2 separate regions of the Homo sapiens genome follow, and region 2 is linked to region 1. Evidence: chromatin loops called from intact Hi-C (ENCODE). Cell type or tissue: psoas muscle. All regions are shown on one strand.

Region 1 (8,000 bases):
GGACCTGCTAAACCTATTGCATCTGTTCTGTACGAGGAAGCAGTCTCAGAATGAAATATGACAGTTGTCTGTCAGGGCTGCCCCAGAGTCCTGCAAGTTGGTATTATCTGCTTGCGTTCAGAAAACACATCACCGTGGCTGACCACAGCTTTGTACTTACTGTGATCTTAGGGCTCGCATTTTTAGGGACAACTTGCCCTTTATGCCTTTGGTCCCTTTCTGCCTTCTGCTTTTGTTTTTCTGCCAGTTGGGTTCATTTATCTTCTTTCCTGTGTGTTTTGCCATGCTTTTCTTATTATAGCTTTCAGATTCATCATGGACAGAGATAGAAAGTACTCTAGTGTCTTTATCCCACCTCAGCTCTCAGTCTGGTGTAGAGCTAAGGGAAGGAGAATTGCCTTCACAGTCAACTTTCAGTGTGGTCCCTGAACTTTTTATTTTGTTCAGTGAATCCAGCACATCTCATATTGTGCCCCAGCTATAATGGGTAGTCCTTTCCTGATCTTCTAAGAAAATTAGATGCCTGGCTTCTGCCTTGCTCTTCATTGTTTTTTAAGCATAGTCCTTACATGATGGTCCGGGCCTTCCTTACAGGTCTAATTGTGTGGCTGGGCCTTCCTTCTGCATGCCTATTCTGTTTTTTAGTTTTTGTTTTTCTTTTAAGAATTGGGGTCTCACTCTATTACCCAGGCTGGAGATCAGTGGCATAATCATAACTCATTGCAACCTCGACCTCCTGGACTCAAGAGATCCTGCCACTTCAGCCTCTCAAGTAGCTGGGACTACAGGCACACGCCACCACACCCAGTTCATTTTGAATTTTGTTTTTGTTGTTGTTTTGAGACAGAGTCTTGCTCTGTCCCCCTGGCTGGAGTGCAGTGGCACAATCTCGGCTCACTGCAATCTCCGCCTCCCGGGTTCAAGCCATTTTCCCACCTAAGCCTTCTTAGTAGCTGGGATTACAGGCACATGCTACCATGCCGAGCTAATTTTTGTATTTTAAGTAGAGAAGAGATTTCGGCATGTTGGCCAGGCTGGTCTTGAACTCCTGACCTCAAGTGAGCCGACCGCCTCGACCTGCCAAAGTGCTGGGATTACAGGTGTGAGCCACTGTGCCTGGCCTGAAGTTTTTTTTTTTTTTTTGTAGAGACGGGGCCTCACTGTGTTACCCAGGCTGGTCTCAAACTTCTGGGCCTGAGCGATCCTCCCACCTTGGCCTCTCAAAGTGCTGGGATTACAGGAGTGAGCCATCATGCCCAGCCTGCCTATCCTATTTTATTCTGAGGCTACTACTACTCCTTATGGGTAGATCCAAGGATCTGACATCATTTTCATACATCCTGTTCAGTGTGTGAGTATAGAATTGAGGTAGGCTGACAACACAAAAGTGGGCAGAGGTTTCCCACTCATCCCCGACAGGGATTCTCTGTTGGCATAGGTGGGCTCTGGTCCAACTCCTGGCCGACATGAGCATGGACAATGTGGCACAGTTGTGGCTCTGCATCTTGTGTGTGACTGCTGCCCTGTTTTTGTTTAGCAAGCTGCTGTGCCAATTTACTATGCATGTTGTTACATATTCTGCTCTAATTTGACTGCCATTTTGCTTCAGCGAGACGATGATTGTTTATGGCAGGGCTGTAATGTGTTGTCAGCACAGGTTACTCGCTACTTGTTGGCAATGGCCTAACATTGCCTGAGACATGGTGTCACTGTGAAATGGTTTGACAATGTTGAGACTGTAGTTATGTTGAGCAGTAACAACTGTAGAGGTCAAGAAAGGGCATCTAAGAGGAACTGTGTTCATAGGGGAAAGATGGAGAAGGAATACTAAGTAGGACAGTAGCAAATGTCATCAAAGAGCTTCATTTTCACGCAATTTTCATAATTCAGTCTGTTTTCTGTGAACAGTGTTGGTTCAGCTGTTGCTCGGGAGTAGAAGCACATTTCTGAGTTAGAAATGAATTGTGCTGATCATGACCCTATCATTTTCTTCTTTGAACATTTTTAGAAAGTTATCCAGCTTGCTGAAGAATGCACTAGATCCTTGTCCATGTGTGAGGCAAGGGACTCATTGGGCCACCTTCACAGGGTTTCATTTTTGGAACATTTATCTAAGGACTATCTTACTACCCTGAGAGACCAAGATGTAGGCTACCTTAAGTCGTATGAGGCTGCTGTGAAAATGGCATTTGTTTTTTTGGCTCTAAGAAATTTTCAGGACCTAGTCAAGCATGTGACAACAAATATTTAATGATAGTGGACAAGGTAAACTTCAAAAGTGACTAGAAACCCTTGTGGAATCTAAGACAGAGGGACTCTAACAAGCTTGATGACATTTTGAATACGTTTTGTATTGATTACTGACTCTTTTCCCAATAATCTGTGAAGCTGGCTTTCTGTTTGGCAAGGCAGCCCCAAAAGGAACCTTCATCCCATACCTCCATGCAGGAGTAGCACAGAACAGCACCCAGCATCGGGCCCTCCAGAGTCTGGGAGGGTTCGGTTGTCTCATGAATTATGTGGTGCCCTTCAGGAACTCACTTTGACCTCTGATGCCTTTCCTTTCAAGCAAGTGGTGTGGAAAAATATTAAAACTCTCAGTAATGACAGTTTCCAGATATGCATATCTTTGAGTGGACAATGAAGGCAACATTTATATTCTGTCCACGATGCGAGCATGGTATGCATTCTGCAGCTGTCACAGAGCCTTCCTTCTGGTACCAAATACCTTACTTCCTGACAGGTATGACCTCTGAGACCTCCCTAACCCCTTTCTTTCATTTCATACAAAAATCTAGAGCTTGGCTTTTTTTTTTTTCCTTCTTTTTTTGTAAAAAGAGGTTTTTCCATTTTAAAAAGCCTTTTCAGTTCTTAAACTTGATCATTGATATGTTCCACCTCATCAAAAAGAGGAGTGCAGCTAAACTGACAATCAGTTCATGCCATTGGCCTCACTCATCATCATGTCAAGGACCTGGCATGCCCATTGAGAAGGGCCTCTGTGCATTCTGTCCTCACCAAGCCTAATTCCTTCCCCTGTTGATGGTTTTGCCAGATTCTTTGCCTGTTGATGCCCATGCCAGGGCCACGGTGCTTATGCCAAAGCCTTTGACAGAATGAGTCAAATCTGGTGCCAGTCACCCTTGGCATATGCCACCTTGTTCTTGACCACTTCCTACCAGGGATGGGCTGAAAAGAATAGTGTCTGCTAAGAGCTTGTAGAGGACTTTTCTGTTAAGTGCTAAGTGTTGACATTACTCCAGTTTGAATCAGATCATTTGGAACTCTTGCTTGGATCTCTCAAAGCTGTTGACTCATTTGTATCTTGGCCTCACATTAGTGGGGTAGATAGGAGCCAAAAAGTTTGAGTGAAGTCAGAATAAATATATTTTAAGTGTGGATCTGTGGAGAAGAAAGAGGTCCCAAGAGCATAATGAAAACTGTGGTTAAAACTGTGAATCAAGAGGTTTGTTTTAATTTGCCATTTTCTTACGAAGTTTTAAAATATTTTCTAATAAAGCTTCTTATTTATTGCCTTAGTACATTTTCTGTTACTTATAACAGAATACCTAAAACTAGATAATTTATGGCCAGGCGCGGTGGCTCACACCTGTAATCCCAGCACTTTGGGAGGCTGCAGCAGGCGGATCATGAGGTCAGGAGATCAAGACCATCCTGGCCAATATGGTGAAACCCTGTCTCTACTAAAAATACAAAAAAATTAGCCAGGCGTGGTGTTGCGCACCTGTGGTCCCAGCTACTCGGGAGGCTGAGACAGGAGAATTATGTGAACCCAGGAGGTGGAGCTTGCAGTGAGCTGAGATCACGCCACTGTACTCCTGCCTGGGTGACAGAGCAAGACTCCATCTCAAAAAAAAAGAAAAAATACTAGATAGTTTATAAAGAATGGGAATTTATTTCTGCAGTTATGGAGGCTGAAAAGTCTAAGGTAGAGGGGCTGGGGCTGCATCTGGTGAGAGGCTTCTTGGTGGTGGGGACTTTCTGAACAGCTCCAAGGCAGCACAGGGTGTCACATGGTGAGGGGGTGAGCATGCTAACATGCTAGCTCAGTTCTCTTCCTTTTCTTATAAAGCTACCTGTCTCTCAATATTGCTGCATTGGAGATTAAGTTTCAACACGAGTTTTGGAGGGGGCATTTAAACGATAGCATATATATAGTGCAGCAGTCCCACTCCTAGGTATTTACCCAAGAGAAATGGAACTATATGCTTACACAAAGACCTGTACCCTTTTTACACTTTTTTTTTTTTTAAGACAGAGTCTCACTCTGTCGCCCTGGCTAGAGTGCAGTGGTGCAATCTCGGCTCACTGCAACCTCCGCCTCCCGGGTTCAAGCGATTCTACTGCCTCAGCCTCCTGAGTAGCTGGGACTACAGGCACGTGCCACCACAGCTGGCTAATTTTTGTATTTTTAGTAGAGACAGGTTTCACCATGTTGGCCAGGATGGTCTCGATCCCCTAACCTTGTGATCCACCCGCCTCGGGCTCCCAAAGTGCTGGGATTACAGGTGTGAGCCACCGCGCCCGGCCAACCTGTACACTTTTTGTAATAGCCAAAAACTGGAAAGAAGCAGTATACATTACTAGGTGAAAATTACAGCATATAGAGATAATGGTTATTTCTAAGCACAAAAAAGAATCAAACTGATATTCCTAACAACATGGATGAATTTCAGAAACATTGTGCTAAGTAAGAGAAGGCACACACAAAAAGGTACATACTTAATAATTCCACTTGTGTTAAATTCTAGAACCAACAAAACTTATCTGTAGTAACAAAAAGTAGTTCCATGTTCACCTGGGTGCAGGGGTGGGAACACTGGCTACAGAGTTGCATGAGGGAACATTGTGGGTGATGGAAATGTTGTTTCTTGATTGTGGTGGCAGTTATATAGATACAGACATATTTGTCCAAACTCATCAAACTGTATACTTCAAGTGGGTACATTTTTTCTTTTATGTGTATTATACCTCAAGTATAATGAAGTTGATTTTAAAAATATATTTGTTGTAATCCCACTTTTGCCACATAAACAGGGTCCAGAGAAATATTAGGTATTCCTTCTCTCTCTCTCATGTATATCCTGATCAAAACATTTATATGAACATATTGAAATCAGATTTAAATATCAGTTTCCCTAATGGACTCAGCTGGACTCAAGTTAATTGACTTAATAAAATTTCGAATCTCATTTGTTCCTATTTTCTCCTCCCTACAGTTGTTATCTTTACTGTTATTTGAAGGACTTGAATAAGTGAATTTTGAATTCAGATAATACACTATAGGGAGTAGGAAAGCAGACCCCTGGCCTCAGGAGCGCCTCTTTGATCATGAATGTCTATGACTGCCATTTTGTTCTCTAGATTCATGTCTTTATATTGTCTATTTGGCTTATAGTTTTTTCTATCACCATTTTTGTTTTCAACTGTTTTTTCACTAAAAGACAAAATTTGATTTTCATGCTATTAATTTCGTACTAAAAAGAGCACAGCAGGCATAATTAAAGCATTTTAAGATGTAGTAATTTGATTTAAAATATTTTACTAAGCGATATATTACAAAAAGTTATTTAATTATCTGTAAACTTTAAAAGCAGGTATTAGCATTCTATGGCTATTGTCTTTAATAATTACATTTTAATTTTAATTTTAGTTTTTTAAATGTATGTTTCTTTTTGTTGTTGTTGTTCTGAGATGGAGTCTCGCTCTGTCACCCAGGCTGGAGTGCAGTGGTGCGATCTTGGCTCACTGCAACCTCTGCCTCCTGGGTTCAAGCAATTCTCCTGCCTCAGTCTCCGGAGTAGCTGGGATTACAGGCACCTGCCACCACACCCAACCAATTTTTGTATTTTTACTAGAGACGAGGTTTCACCATGTTAGAAAGGCTTGTCTCAAACTCCTGACGTCAAGTGATCCACCCCCCTCCGCCTTTTAAAGACCTGACATCTTAGTTGTTACTGTGAAATTGATTTTCTTGTTTTCTCCTCATCTTAACCTTGTTTTATATATCAAAGTAAAGAAGAGGAACTGTTAAAACTTATATGAAGTATGGCTGAATCTTCAAAAAGATATCAAATATTTAGAAACTAATTTTAAGCTGCATATGTTTTATGAATGGTAGCAATACAATTTATAACTGTCATTTCTGAAATCTCCGGATTTAGGTCTCCATTGCCAAAAAATGTAAAAAATAGAATTATGACAAGTGATCTCTTGAATTAAAACCAAATGTTTTTGTATTACAATACCTGTGATGATGATTCCAAACAGGCTTCTCTTTAATAAGTGGCCACAGTAGAGTCATGATGTTAGCCCTTATATTTATAATGAGGACAATTCTGGGTCACCAAGGGCCTGGATATGGGACCCTTGGGGCCCACTGTGATATTTATGGACATGAAATACAGTCATAGGCCATTTATCAGATTTATCAAATTTGGAAACTTCCAAATAAATTAATTTGACAAATATACATAAACTTCAGTAAATTTTATTAGTTTTATTTTTTGCCCTGTGTATTTGCATAAATGTTACTAGGAAATATATTTAATAAAAGTAGAAGGATTTTTTTTTTTTGCGTGATACTCAGCTATATTCTTCCAATAGTTGTGGAACAGCTTAGTGCCTTCAGCAGTGGCAGTCTCCTAAAACGATTGTCTATCAGTTAAAGGTTAACTGAGTATTTGGACCAAGTAGCAAACTAGAATTCTTTTCATCTAATCTCTGTTTAATATAGGGATATCCAATATAACATCCTTGGGTCAGTGTAGTACATCTTACGTTAAGTTTTGTCTCTAATGAATATTTATATTACATAAATGGGAAAATTGGTGGGTTCCCTTGGTAGAAACATGATATTGGTATTTTTAAAGTAAACTTAAATAGGTCAGAATTTTTATCCTCTAGAGAAAATTTCACGTCTGATTAAATAGTTTACATAAACTTAATCTTTTTCTGCTAGATGCATTATAATCTCAGATATTATTCATGTAGCTATTCCTCTGTGAACCATAAAATGTTCATTTCTTCAAAATGAATATGAAGCTCAAAGCATTAGTGGTCTTAAGAGCATAAAAACTTTATTACTTTGTGCTTCACATTTTTCAAGTGACTTTGGAAAGCCGAAACAAATTTTGCATTTAGATTAATGGAAGATGTTTTCCATGTGAAGGAACTGGCAAGGGAGCAACAATAACAAAAATCCCCCAAGGTTAAAAATGTAGTGCTTTTGATTCTTCCCAGAACTGTGTTAGCAGAACAATCATTTCTCAGCATGGAAAGGTATCATAATTGGTCTATACAGTGGCAATACTGAAAACGAGTATGCTTCAGAGAAAGCTAATATGACTCTACTTAATAATTTCCTTCAAGAGCCTGAATTTGAATGTATGTTCCACCCAGCTTGAGGCAAACAATTTGTTCCTATAAGTTCTAGTGGAAGTTACCGGGGGGTCATGTAATTTATTTTTGTCTTGAAGTTTTCAAAACTGTGTAGAAATAAAGACACGTTTACTTGCATTGTTCCACTAGTAATTTGATCCAATTGGCAATGCTCCTTTCTCTTCTTCTCAATTCTATTATGTTGGAAGAGTGGAAGCGTTCATAAAATGTTGTGACAAACAATTCTTCCTAGAGACGTTTCCTCTTTCTGTTTGAACCTCTGATCCACTTGCGAATGTTAGCATTCTTTTTGTTTGTTTGTTTGTTTTTGAGATGGAGTCTTGTTCTGTTGCCAGACTGCAGTACAGTGGCACGATCTTGGCTCACTGCAACCTTCACCTCCTGGGTTCAAGCGATCCTCCTGCCTCAGCCTCCCGAGTAGCTGTGACTACAGGCATGCACCACTACACCCAGCTAGTTGTTGTATTTTTAGTAGAGAGAGGGTTTCACCATGTTGGCCAGGATGGTCTTGATCTCTTGACCTCGTGATCTGCCTGCCTCAGCCTCCCAAAATGCTGGGATTACAGGCATGAGCCACT
Region 2 (8,000 bases), 140 kb after region 1:
CTGAATCTTCACAGCAAACTTGCATTCTCTCTGTTTTTTTCTGAGGGAAGAAATGGCAAAAGCAAATCGCCTGTGTTGGGAAGCACAGGGGAGTTTGTTGGACCCCAGAGCTTGAGTTCTTTTCCAGTATTTATTTTGCTGCCATTCAGAGCTTCCCTAGCCACCCCTGCTGCTTCCCTGACCTGCTCCTGCATGGCTCACCAATGGATCCTAGTCACACCAGCCCCCACAGAGTGCTTCCTGACTTCTCCAGTGAAGTTTCCCCCGGGAAATTCTCACTGGCCCATGATTTGATTGCCTGACCACCTTCAAAACGGGTTAGATAACTCATAGTATGCTATGCTAACCATGTTAAAAAGCTTATTCTCATAGCTTTGCAATGGCTTCTTTGTATGACTGTTCCTCGCCCTAGACAGAAGGCTTCTTGAGGGCAAGAATGGTTTCTTGCCTATCTTTATATTCCCTTTGCCTAGTGTACTTCCTAGCCCATTGGAGAGACTCAGTTTTTTCTAAGGAATGAATGACAGCAGAAACTCATCCATGATGAGCAAGGACCTCCTGAAACATTTCAGCATGTGTGCATGTGTTGTGCTTCAGAATATTTTAGAAACATTTTCCAGATTTAATTGAGGCTTCTGGGAAGCCTTGCTGTGTTCTTCCTTGCAAAAAATAGAAGGTCGTTACCAGGAAGTCTCAGTGTACCATATTTATCTGGTGAGTTTTGAAAATACTGAGTAATGGGACTAATGACTCAACATAGTATTTTCCAAACTGTGAGGTAATCTTTGGACTTTGCAAGATTATTATATTAAGTGTACTTTTTAGTCTGTCAGTAAAAAATAAAAAGCCTGTATTTTCACATTAGAATTCAAAGAACATCTGCTGCGTATTGTAAATAACATATTTTGAAAACCAACTGATGCATACTCAGCCTGCCTCCGCTTGCTAACTATAGCAGGTCCTTAAGATAAGATTCAGTTTGCCATTGGTACCGCTCTTGCTTTGACATTCCACTGTTTGGTGAACCACCGTTTTCCAGAAATCTTTAGACACCATTCAACCCTCTAAACAAACTGAGTACAGTGAGGTTTTCAGCTTCCTGTTTTCTAGTGGGATTAGAAAGGGACCCTATTCCTAGATGATGATGTGTTTTTCAAGGAGTTAAACTTAGAGAGGTTTTCTACTGGGGCCATTTCTTACCCCCAAGGACATGCATCCTCTGGCTGGAAGCTCAGCTCTTACTGCCTTGCAGAGAGCCACCAGTTGCCACAGGCAACCGACTGCTCCCGACAGGAAGGGTAGTATTGATTTTGCTGGTCTGCCTGTAGGGGAGCGGGCCAAAGAGGAATGCTCAGAGGGGCTCCTCTGTCTGGGGTGTGCATTTGCACAGCAGCCCCATTCATGTCCTCCAGCCTGTATCTCACCTCCTCGGGAGACTGAAAAACTCAATCAGCTTTTCCCTTGTTCCTTCTCAGTTTGTCTTGTTAGCACTCTTTCTTAGCAAGTAAGCACCATATGTCTTCTATGGGAACTTGTTTTCAGGAGATTCCCAGCGCATGTGTGCTGGCTGGGAAGAGAGGAATTGGTGTTTTACTAACCAGCAGCGCTTGCCAGAGTGCCCGCTTTTGAGTCCTGCCCTTCCTGCTCATCTGCCCCATGGTCTAGTTTGTCCTGGACACAGTATTTCACTGGATCTTACTGGGGTCGCAGAAAATTGCCTGGCTTGTGAGGGATTTTTCTGAACCAAAGAGAGAGCCTGTGTGGATGCCTCTCTGTGGTTCCTCATTATCCTGGGTAGTCTGTGTCTCACAAGCACCTGTTCATTGATCTGGTCCTCTGTCCTTGCGAAGACGATAGCACATACTGATTATAGGGGCTCTATGTGATGTTATTGGGCTTCCTTGCTCTTAGCCAGCCACCCATGCCAAAGCATGCAGCTGATATGTTCTGCTTTTGAAATAATTTGGTTTCTGTAACACGAAGCCCACCACCCCCCTTTCAACCTTTAATACCTGTCTTCTTTGAAAGCCAGCTTGTTGAGCATCCAATTTGTCTCTTTTCTTCTTCACTTTCCCCCAGTTTCCTTGCACTCAGGCTGTCTTTTATCAAAAACAGAGAGTGAGCCAATGACACCTCATGGCAAGCAGCAGCATGAAGCATTTTCTTCTTTCACCTTGACATCTTTTCGGCAAAGAAAAAGCAAGGGTTGGGAACCTGCTCTATTCACTTTGGCTTCTACAGCTACCTCTTTTAAAACTGCTGGTTGTTATTGCCTGGTAGCTGTCTCCCTGAAGGTTTTACCAGTTGTTTTGGAAGGCTGGCTATTTTCTATTCCCTTGGGAATTCACCTTACACAGTCATAGATGCATGTGTTATGTGTATTTGTGTTCATATGCTATCAATTAGTAATGAAAAATCAGGCCAAGCCTCTTTGGTACTTTTTTTTCCCCTACAGATGAGTAGTCAGTGTTCATAATAACTGCCAAAACTTATCTTGAGTTTCCTGAGTGCCATGGTCTCATGTCATTCTTACAACAACTTTTTGAAGTAGTCCCCATTTTACAGATGAGAACACTGATGCTTGACAGGTTATGCACCATAGTGGAGCTAAGACTTGAATGCAAAGATTCTGCCTTGAAAGCCCAGGCTATTCAAAGATTAACTGGATTGCCTGGGCCTGATACGGTATCTCTCAGTCACTCATTTGAACTTTGCCAACCATAGTCCTAAATGCCCAATGCTTATCCTTGGAAAGGCTAGATATCAGCAAACATGAGATGAGTTGAAAATAATCTTTGTTCTGAAGTTCTAAGGGATAAGACGCATTGCTACCAACATATGTGGCCTATTAAATGATGATTCTCAGTGGCACAGAGGAGATTGACCACTGTGGTGGGGAAGGTGGGGCAAGGACTGAGAGAGAGTGGGGGACAGTTCTGTTATAGCCCAAGGTGATAAAGGAGTTGTGATAATCACTGGATTGATAATCACTATTCTAGAACCATAGTGTTCCCCTAATCATAAAAGCTACTATTAGCCACGTGTTGTGGCTCACGCCTGTAATCCCAATGCTTTGGGAGGCCAAAGTGAGAGGATCGCCTGCAGCCAGGAGTTTGAGACCAACCTGGACAATATAACAAGACCCTGTCTCTTAAAAAATGTAAATAAATAAATAAATGTTTAAAAGCCACTAGTAAGTGAACACATACTATATTTCTGGCATTGAACTATATGCTTTCATTTAATCATTCTCATTACCCTATAAGAAGATACTGTTATCTCATTTTTTCTCTGTAAAATGAGATTTCTCTGTAAAATGATTCTTAGTGGCATAGAGGAGATTGACCACTGTGGTGGGGAAGGTGGGGCAAGGACTGAGAGAGAGTGGGGGACAGTTCTGTTATAGCCTAAGGTGACAAAGGAGTTGTGATAATCACTGGATTGATAATCACTATTCTAGAACCATAGTGTTCCCCTAATCATAAAAGCTACTATTAGCCAGGTGTTGTGGCTCACACCTGTAATCCCAATGCTTTGGGAGGACAAGGTGAGAGGATCGCCTCTCACCAAGTTTCAGAGAGGTTATCCTGGCTCAAACTTGCCACATCTTAAGTGAAAAAAAACTTAGACTTGAACCCAAATGTGTTTGTCTTCAAAGCCTATGCTCTATTCTTTCCTAATTATCAGCGTCTTTTTGCCCATTGTGATATTTAATCAGAATCATTATCATTAATAGCTCATCCAACTGATAAAGGAAGGAAATAAATGAATTTTGTATTTGTGGACCAGAGTATGTGATTGAGCTGAGTATGCAAAGATTTGGTCCCCTGGTCTACTGGATGATCTTTTCACAAGTGATCTCAGTTAGCTGCCATGTGCTTAACATAGGTTGAAAGTTAGTTGACAGCTTTGCTTCACTGAGGATTGTTTCCAGAATTATCAGTGCTTAGTGACTTTGAAGATAAACATGGATTACAGGTTCAAGGAGCCTACGAGAGTCAGAAGAGTTGGGAATGTGTTCCCAACTCTTTAACTAGCTGTACAGATCTGGGAACTGCACTTAACTCTATTCAACCTCAGCTTTTCTATCTGAACATCATGTTAGGTAATTCCAAGATATGTTTTAGCTCTGAATGATAATTGCTGTTTACCGTCAAGCCTGTTTGTTTTACACATACAGAAAAACACTCTTAACCCATGAAGTATGTAGTTAATTGAGAAAGTTAAAGGAAAAAGTCATAAAGAAGAAAATATGCTATCTACACTTAATTTTTAAAAGCAGCTTTATTGTGGTGTAATTGACATATGATAAGCTATGTATATTTAAAGTGTACAATTTAATAAGTTTTGATCAAAGTACCCACTCATGACACCATCACCACAGTCAAGATAATGAGCATCTTCATTCATTACTCCACAGGTCCCCATCTCCTTTGTGGTCCCTTCCTCCTGCCCATTCACCCAGCCCCTGCCACATATACAAAAAAACAACTGCTAAGCTACCTGATATACCTTCTGTCACTATGGATTACTATTCATGTTTAGAGTATTATATAACTGTAATCTTATAGCGTGTATACTTTTTTGTGCTCTCACATTCTGTATAATTATTTTGAGATTTTTTTTTTTTTTTGGAAACAAAGTCTCTTTCTGTCACCCAGGCTGGAGTACAGTGGCACGATCTCAGCTCACTGCAACCTCTACCTCCCGGGTTCAAGCCATCCCCCTGCCTCAGTCTTCAGAGTAGCTGGGATTACAGGTGTATACCACCACACCCGGCTAATGTTTGTATCTTTAGTAGAGATGGGGTTTTGCCATGTTGGCCAGGCTGTTCTCGAATTCCTGACTTCAAGTGATCCACCCACCTCAGATGCCCAAAGTGTTGGGACTACAGGTGTGAGCCACTGCACCTGGCCTATTTTGAGATTCATCTATATGGCTGCATGCATTGAGGCCATTTCTTTCTTTCGCTGAGTAGTGTATGGATATACCATAATTATTTACCTTTTCACCTACTGATGGACGTCTGGGTTGTTTACAATTTTTGGTTATTACAAATAAAGCTGCTGTGAACATTCACATACAAGTCTTTGTATGGACATATATGTATTTGAATCTTAAGGAAGTATCTAGGAGTAGAATGGCTGGAACTGGTAGGTATATGTTTAATGTTTTACAAAAATGTCAAACTGTTTTCCAGAGTGGTTGTACCGTCTTACATTTCCACCAACCGTGTATAAGAGTTCCACCTCCTCACATCTTCACCAACACTTTGTATGTCTTTTCATTTTAGCCATTCTTTTATTATTTTTTTTTTTTTGAGATGGAATTTTGCTATTGTTGCCCAAGCTGGAGCTCAATGGCACGATCTCGGCTCACTGCAACCTTCACCTCCCAGGTTCAAGCGATTCTTCTGCCTCAGCCTCCCGAGTAGCTGGGATTACAGAGGTGTGCCACCATGTCTGGCTAATTTTTTGTATTTTTAGTAGAAACAGGGTTTCACCATGTTAGCCAGACTGGTCTCGAACTCCTGACCTCAGGTGATCCACCTGCCTCGGCCTCCCAAAGTGCTGGGATTACAGGCATGAGCCACCGAGCCCAGCCTCATTTTAGCCATTCTAATACACATGCACTAGTGTCTACTTGTGGTTTTAATTTTTGTTTTTCTAATGACTACTGATATTGAGCATATTTTCATGTGTTTGTTTTCCATATGTATATCTTTTTGGGTAAACTTTCTATATAAATCTTTTGCCCATTTTTAACTTAAATTCTTTGTTTTCTTATTGTGAGTTTGAGATTATATATGAAAAAATATTGTTTAAGAAATAATCTAAAATAAAAATAAATATATTCTTTTATTTATTTACATATGTATACAACTCCTTACATGTATGTACACACACACACACACACACACATTCTGCAAAGATTTGCTCCTAGTTTGTGGGTTCTTTTCATTTACTTAACAGTATCTTTCAAGGAGTAGAAATTTTTAATTTTGATGAAGCCCAATTAATTAATTTATTCTTTTATGTGTTGTGTTTTTGGTATTATAGTTTTGCCTAACTCAAGGTTAAAAGATTTTCTCCTATGTTTTCTTATAGAAGTTGCACAATTTTAGTGTTTAAATTTCAGTCTCCAATTTCTGAGTTCATTTTTGTATATGATGTGAGTTCATTTTTGTATATGATGTGACTTCAATTTTGTATATGGTATGAGGTATAGATTCAAGTTTGTTTGTTTGTTTGCTTATGGATATTAAAGTGTTCCCGCACTGCTTATTGAAAAGGTTATGCATTCTCTACTGCATTGCCTTTGCACTTTTGTTCAAATTCTGTTGTTCACATGTATGTGTTTATTTCCTCACCCTTTACTCAGTTCCACTGATGTAATTTTCTGTCTTTATGCCAATACCACATCATTTGGTTACTACAGCTTTATGATATGCTTGAAATCAGGGAATGTTAGCCTTCCAACTTCTTTTCCAAATTGTTTTGGTTATTGTAGGTTTATATATTTCCATATGAATTTTAGAATCAGCTTGTCAACTTGTATGGAATCTATAGCTCACTCTGAGGAGAATTAATACCTTATTGAGTCAAACCATGAACAAAGTATTTTTTCATTTATTTAGATCTTCTTTCATTTCTCTTAGCAATATTTTGTATTTTTTAATGCACAGGTCTTTCACATATTTTTTGTGTGATCCCTAGTTTTTTATATTTTTTGATGTTATTGTAAATGATAACATTTTTAAAATTTAAATTTTTGATTGTTGCTAGTACAGTTTATTTTTGTATATTGATGTTATATTAAATTATGATAAATGCACATACTATTATAGTTCTAGTAGCTTTTTTATAGATTCTCTTTGATCTTTCTACATAGATAGTTATTATGCCTGCAAATAAAGACAGTTTAACTCTTCCTTTTCAATCTGGATTACTATCTCTTTTCCTTGTTGATTCACTTTTAGAACCTCCAAAACAATATTTAATAGAGGTGAGAGTGGATATTTCTGTTCTTAGGGCAAAAGCATTCAGTTGTTCACCATAAGTATGATGTTTCCTTTGGGATTTTCATATATAGCCATTTTCCGTTTGAAAAAGTTCTTTTCTAATCCTGGTTTTCTGATTTTATCAGGAATGAATGTTTGATTTTTGTGTGTGTTTTTTGATGCTTTTTCTGCAACTATGAAGAAAATCATATGGTCTTTCTTTTTTTTTTTTTTTTTTCTTTTTGAGACAGGGTCTTGCTCTGCCACCCAGGCTGGAATGCAGTGGTGCGATCATAGCTCACTGCCTCCTTGAACTCCTGGGCTCAAGTGATTCTCCTACCTCAGCCTCTCAAATAGTTGGGACCACAGGCATGCACCACTATGCCTGGCTGATTTTTTTTTCTTTTTTTGTAGGAACAGGTTCTCCCTAGGTTGCCCAGGCTGGTCTCAAACCCCTGGATTCAAGCGATCCTCCTACCTTAGCTTCTCAAAGTGCTGGGATTATAGGCATGAGCCACCACACCCAGCCAGGTCTTCCTTTTTTAGTGTGTGACTATGGTGAATTATATTCATAGATTTCCAATATTACGCCATTCTATGTACATTGTACATACATTGCTAAGGTCTTTTTTTTTGCTTATGGGTTTGCTTTTTAGAGCTCTGTATCATCTTTCTTATATAAATTCTCATCCATAATGCATTCTCTACATTCTCAGTTTCAGTTTAAGTGGAGGCAGATCTTGGACACTTGTCAAGTTTTCAAGTCCTCTAGGTTTAAGATTTGTTTTGTTTTGCCAGTCTTTTATAATTTCCTTGTCCACACCTAAGTGGATAGCAGTTTATCTTTAAGTTTCTCACCTTTAGTGAGTGTCTAAAACACTCTTGTTTGGTTTGAGAGAAGCAACAATTATATGTCCATATTCATAGTTCAGCAATGAAGGTAATTATTAATTAAACGATATAATTGTAATACCCAGCACAACTGGGTAAAAAAATAAAA

Evidence for each region. Peaks named below come from ENCODE experiments on the same cell type or tissue, not always from the same donor. Only the 100,000 strongest peaks of a DNase experiment are listed, where the experiment ranks them.
Region 2: it touches region 1 in a loop (2.5-fold over the local background); 2 of 110 quality-filtered maps call a loop at or near these places.

The regions. Positions count from the first base shown.
Region 1 is chr7:70,256,496-70,264,495 of GRCh38, forward strand. All of the region lies in intron 4 of AUTS2 (activator of transcription and developmental regulator AUTS2), which reads left to right. Among named protein-coding and RNA genes, the nearest start is that of AUTS2, 660 kb to the left of the region's middle. RefSeq lists an enhancer at 1-386. In psoas muscle, no CTCF peak of the experiment used is centred here; a DNase peak (open chromatin) is centred at 3,076.
Region 2 is chr7:70,391,761-70,399,760 of GRCh38, forward strand. The region is part of intron 4 of AUTS2 (activator of transcription and developmental regulator AUTS2); the gene reads left to right. Among named protein-coding and RNA genes, the nearest start is that of GALNT17, 740 kb to the right of the region's middle. RefSeq lists a silencer at 1,197-1,392. In psoas muscle, no CTCF peak of the experiment used is centred here; no DNase peak of the experiment used is centred here.